2 separate regions of the Homo sapiens genome follow, and region 1 is linked to region 2. The links are chromatin contacts, found by Hi-C in ENCODE. All regions are on one chromosome and are shown on one strand. Each heading gives the region's core, a stretch centred on a gene start or an enhancer-like site at or near the end of the contact. The rest is flanking DNA. Distances are from core to core; before and after follow the strand shown.

Evidence for each region. A loop is a pair of places that touch in the nucleus more often than their neighbours do. Pooled maps may share reads with other maps.
Region 1: a pooled map shows a loop between it and region 2 (2.8-fold over the local background). The contact joins the enhancer-like site here to the promoter of FRRS1 in region 2. A Hi-C loop is called at or near these places in 2 of 50 pooled maps.

Annotation. Positions count from the first base shown.
Region 1 is chr1:101,378,731-101,381,639 of GRCh38, reverse strand. No RefSeq gene overlaps it. Among named protein-coding and RNA genes, the nearest start is that of LINC01307, 56 kb to the right of the region's middle. Within about 2 kb of position 1,584, at least 2 of the 41 ENCODE cell types and tissues checked have a DNase peak (open chromatin) inside an H3K27ac peak, as active enhancers do.
Region 2 is chr1:99,765,355-99,768,054 of GRCh38, reverse strand. FRRS1 (ferric chelate reductase 1) reads left to right here and starts at 1,420. Exons shown (of 17, transcript NM_001361041.2): 1 at 1,420-1,448.

The sequences.
Region 1 (2,909 bases), core at 335-2,834, 1.6 Mb before region 2:
ATTCCACTCCTCAGAATTTACTCAAAAAAATTAAAAATGAAACGATATATCCATAGGGTTGTGTATACAAATATTCACAGTAACTTCATTCATTGCAGCCCAAAACAAGAAACAACCTAAATAGGCAATAACCAGTGAACAGACACACAAAATGTGTTAAATGCATACCATGGAACACTTCTAAGCAATAAAAGAGAAGAAACGATTGATATATACCATATGAATGAATTTCAAAAACATGATGCTAAATTTTAAAACAAAAGCCTACACAAAATAATATATACTGTATGATTCCATCTATATGAAATTCTAGAAAAGGGAAACTAATCTATAGTAACAGAAGACTTCTTGGGGCAGGAGGGTAGCAAATAATTAATTGCAAAAGCGGAGGAGGGAACTTTTTATAGGAATGGAAATATTCCGCATCTTAATTGCAGTGATGTTTACACTGATATATGCATTTGTATGTAAATAATAACCCAATGAAACTGATTTCTTTTAAAACATAATGATTAATAAAATGTTGGGAACTGGGAAGAATGGGCATAAAAGGACCATCAAACTAAAGCGGGTATAGGGGGGTGCCACAGCCAGAGCAGCAAGAACAGGGGGTGGAGTCAGTATGCCCAGCGGCTATATGTGTTAATAGCAGGAGTCACCTTAAATGATCACTTAGAGGAGTTGAGCACACTGTGTGATTCTGTTTATTGGGCAGATGGCAAGAGTAAAGTATTTTTCACTGTTCACTGTCTGATGAGAAGTTTTTAGCCAAGTCAACAATACATATTTAGGGGAAAGTAGATTTTGCATGGGACAATTTTATACTGTATGATGTCTTACACATCAGAGCACTGAACTGAATGGGCTTAATGAGAGAGCTACCTGGAGATATTGCCAACAGGAAAGAGCTTTCTAGAATTGTTTGAATAGTCATAACTCTATAACAAAAATAATCAAGAAGAAGAACACAGTCTTTGTCTGAGCCATGGGGATCCTCCATTTATTGTACCATTTCCCCTTTGAAAATGGATAGCCTTGGGTTGAAAGAGGCTACCCACTGATTCCGCAGTAAGTAAATGAAGAAATACATTACTTCTTATTGGTGTTTATCTGAACTGGCTCAAGGCAATGTTGGTATTGTACCCTGCAATGACAGTGGAAGAATTTGTACATAGGCTAAGCAGTTATGCATACATTACAATTAATCAATGTTGTCCTTAGGGATAATGATGCCCAGTTCTTTCATCAGAAGCTAAAAGAGTATATTTGTATTCCTGCATGGCCCTTTTGACTAGGGGGTAGGTAGCCAAGCTACTGTTCTCTTGGAGATCTGCCTGTCAAGACTCAAGGTAATGACAAAAACCCTAGCAAACTTTCCTAATTATTCTTGTCTGACTTCTTACTGGTCGCTTTCAACCCATGAGTGAAGAGAAAGAGAAAGAGAAAGAGCGTGTGGCTTCCTCTACTCACTCAGTCATTCATTTAACTAGCAAAAGAAAGTCAGATAACATTTACATTGAAATGGGCTGCCTCAGAATGTACTCAGGAAGAGGTGTGCACCTAACCATCAGGAAAGGGTGATTTAGGGAAGTGTGACAGAATGAGTTATGGCTCCCCAAATATGTCTGTGTCTTAAACACCAAGAAATGTAAATGCATTGCTTTAAATGTAAAAAATGGACTTTGCAGATATGATTAGGGTAGGAATCTTGAGATGGGAGATTATCCTGGATTATTTGAGCGGGCCCATATAAGAGGTCTGTATAAGGGAAGGAAGTAGAGAACCAGTCAGAGTAGGAGATTGGCTGATAGAAGCAGAAATTGAGTAATTTGCTTTGAAGATGGAGGAAGGGGGCCACAAGCTAAGCCCTGAGAGCAGCCTCTGGAAGCTGAAAAAGGCAAAGAGACAGATTCTCCCAAAGAGCTTCCAGAAGAAATGCAGTTCTGTTAATGCCTTGATTTTAGTCTATAAGATCCATGTTCAGCTTCTGACTTCCAGAACTGTAAGACGATACATTTGTCTTGTTTCAAGCCACAAAAGTTGTGGTAATTTGTTCTAGCAGCAATAGGAAACTAATACAGGAGAAATCCTATATTCTATGAGGGTTAGACCAGGAGATATGTATGTATGATTCTAAATTACAAAATGTGAAATGCTAATTGATTGACTACTTCAAATTCTGTGCCCAGCATGCTCTTCCAAACTCAAAACTCTGTCCCTCCTTCTTCTTAGTCATTGCTCTTGGTGTTCGTGTGTGTGTGTGTGTGTGTGTGTGTGTGTGTTTTCTACAACCTACCTCCATTTACAAACTGATGAGAAGCAAGTCAAGATACAGAAACAGAAGCCATTTCTTTTCTATTTGCCCTCATTAGTTCTCTCCTTGCCCTACTTTGGCCACCAAACACTTAAATGCATTCATTCACTTCCTGTGTGTCTGTTATGTCCTGTATCCTTGTGTCCTCTGCCCTGTCTTCATGTAACTGACAGCCTCACTCCCTACCCCCAACCCGTAGGGGACTCCCCATTCCCAAGAACGTACCTACTAACTATTTCCATTACTTGAAACAACTGGCAATTTGGCACAGAAGCTAGCTAGCATTGCTTATGAAATCTAGAGAAGCAGTGTTGGTGCCCCATTCTAAGTGGGATAGAGAATGGGCTTCTAGAGGGCCAGTCTCATGCGATTAATATAAGTAATCATTAAGACATGAGTTCAGCTATGGGACAAAAATAAAAGTTTGATCACTGATGTTGCCTCTGGCAAATCTTGGCCAGAAGAGGGAGAATGTTAACCGAAAATAAAGTTCTAAGCTCCCCATCTGACTGAATGACCCTCCCCTCCTTGGCCAACGGGATTCCAAATTAACCTGAAAAACTAGTTCAGGTCACGACAGGAAATGAGAATCAGG
Region 2 (2,700 bases), core at 171-2,670:
ATTAGCTACAAGATTAGAAATTATGGTTTAGGGGTCATGCAGCCTCTGGCTCCAAGAGTCTGAACCTCCCCAAATTGCTCCTGGGGATAACATCACTATTGTAAAACCTAAGATCAGTGCTTGAGATATTTTGCAGAGCCTGGACTCGGTGGATCAGCTGATGCCACACAGACCGGTAATTGGGCTCACCCAGTTCTGCCATCCCACCCAGGAACAGAAGACAGCAAGAAAACCTCACGTCGACCCCCCATGATTCCATCTCCAATCTGACCAATTAGCACTCCCACTTCCCAAGCCCCTACCCGCCAAATTATCTTTAAAAATTCTGATCTCCGAATCCTGGGGAGACTGTGTTGAGTAATAATAGAACTCCGGGCTGGGCGCGGTGGCTTATGCCTGTAATCTCAGCACTTTGGGAGGCTGAGGCAGGTGGAATCACTTGAGGTCAGGAGTTCCAAACTAGCCTGGCCAACATGGTGAAACCCTGTCTCTGCTAAAATACAAAAATTAGCCGGGCGTGGTGGCGGGCGCCTGTAGTCCCAGCTACTGGGGAGGCTGAGGCAGGAGAATCGCTTGAACCTAGGACGGGGAGGCTGCAGTGAGCCGAGATCATGCCACCGCACTCCAGCCTGGGCCACAGACAGAGACTCCGTCTCAAAACAAAACAAAACAAAACAAACAAACAAACAAAACAAAAAACTCCGGTCTCCTGCACAGCCAGCTCTGCGTGAATTACTCTTTCTCCATTGCGATTCCCCTGTCTTGATAAATCGGCTCTGTCTAGACAGCGGGCAAGGTGAACCCACTGGGCAATTACAATGTCACTCAAGGTCTGAAATGGAATGTTTAATATTTTCAATTACATTAAAGAGAAGAAAAAAAGTAAAAAACAGGAAAACAAAAAACAAAATAAAAACAAAGATTGTTAAAAATTCAATTACATTGTCTTTTCCTAGCCCTAAAATTTTTCTTTTGCAAAAGAGTCTTGTGAAACAGATTAAAGGCTTAAAAAGAAACAAAACTCCTAAATTTCAGGGGTAATTTGCAAAATAAAAGATTTCTTTTGCATTATATCATTCACACTGCAGAAAGGTTTCGGTTCTATGCAATCTGATCTTTTTCCACTTTTTAAAAGTTAATTTGCTTTTACTTAGCACTATTATAGAACAGGTATTTTCAAATAGTTTTGCAATTAAACACAAAAACTATAATTTTTGTGGCGAAGTAGGTACTAGTTGGCAAACACTGTTCCTTAGTGTAAAACAGAATTCTAAGTTTTCAGAAATGGAGTCCTAAAACTAGCACTGGTCTTGCAAATCAAGTTCTGCAGCTTAGTTTGGGAAAGGTTCCCTTTTGGCTCAAGGCTTAACTGGCTCCACCCAGCTGCTGAAATGTGATACAAGTTGTAACAAAACCGGAAGTTGGTTAGGCTGCCTTCGCTTCTCAAGGTAAGTGTCACGTCTTTTTCCTTAATGTCAAAGCTCTTTGTAAAGCGTTAAAAATCAAATCCAGCTTAGCGACAGACTGGAGAGCGAGTGCCTGTGCTGACCAGGGCAGTCGGCCAGGCAGAACGGGTGCTGTATTCCGAAACTATGTTCTGGAGCTTGAATTGAGCTAATGAGTGTTCACTAACGAGTTAGGTTAATATGTCCTGTGACTTTGACTAACAAGCTTTAATTCCAAGATATGGGTGGTTATAAGTAGAGACGTGTTTGGGATCCTGAAAATCATTGACTTTATTCTTGCAGGAGTTTTTTTTTTGTTTTTAATTTTAAATTTAAAACTGTAGGAACTCTTTTTTTATATTTAAAGCTAGTGGCATGGTTACCTATATCAGGGTCACTTAGAACCTTATTTGGTTTTTAAAGTGGCTTTTTATCTAGAACTTTTAGTCCCCTTACCCTCCCACTCCCTAGCCCTGGTGTGTCGTTAAAATTTCAGAAAGACTCCAGGGTGGCAAGGTGTTATCACTGCACTTATTTTTGTGTGTGCTTGTCATACTGCCCTAAAGGGTAAAGGGGATTTTTCAAATTGTAAATGTGTTATTAGGAATATTTCTTAACATAGCTAAACTTTTCAGTTCAGATATTTTCATTTGCTTCTGTATTTTTATTTTTTATTTTTATTTATTTATTTATTCATTTATTTTTGAGACGGAGTCTCGCTCTGTCCGCCAGGCTGGAGTGCAGTGGCGCGATCTCGGCTCACTGCAAGCTCCGCCTCCCGGGTTCAAGCGATTCTTCTGCTTCAGCCTCCTGAGTATACTGCTGGGATTACAGGCGCCCGCCACCACGCCCGGCTAATTTTTTGTATTTTTAGTAGAGACGGGGTTTCACTGTGTTGGCAAGGATGGTCTCTATCTCCTGACCTCGTGATATGCCCGCCTCCGCCTCCCAAAGTGCTGGGATTACAGGCTTGAGCCACCGCGTCTGGCCTATTTATTTATTATTTTCGAGACGGAGTGTTGCTCTTGTGGCCCAGGCTGGAGTGCAACGGCGGGATTTCGGCTCACTGCAACCTCTGCCTCCCGGGTTCAAGCAATTCTCCTGCCTCAGCCTCCTGAGTAGCTGGGATTACAGGCAGGCACCACCACACCCGGCTAATTTTGTATTTTTAGTAGAAACGGGGTTTCTCCATGTTGGTCAGTCTGGTTTCGAACTCCCAGCGTCAGGTCATCTGCCTGCCTCGGCCTCCCAAAGT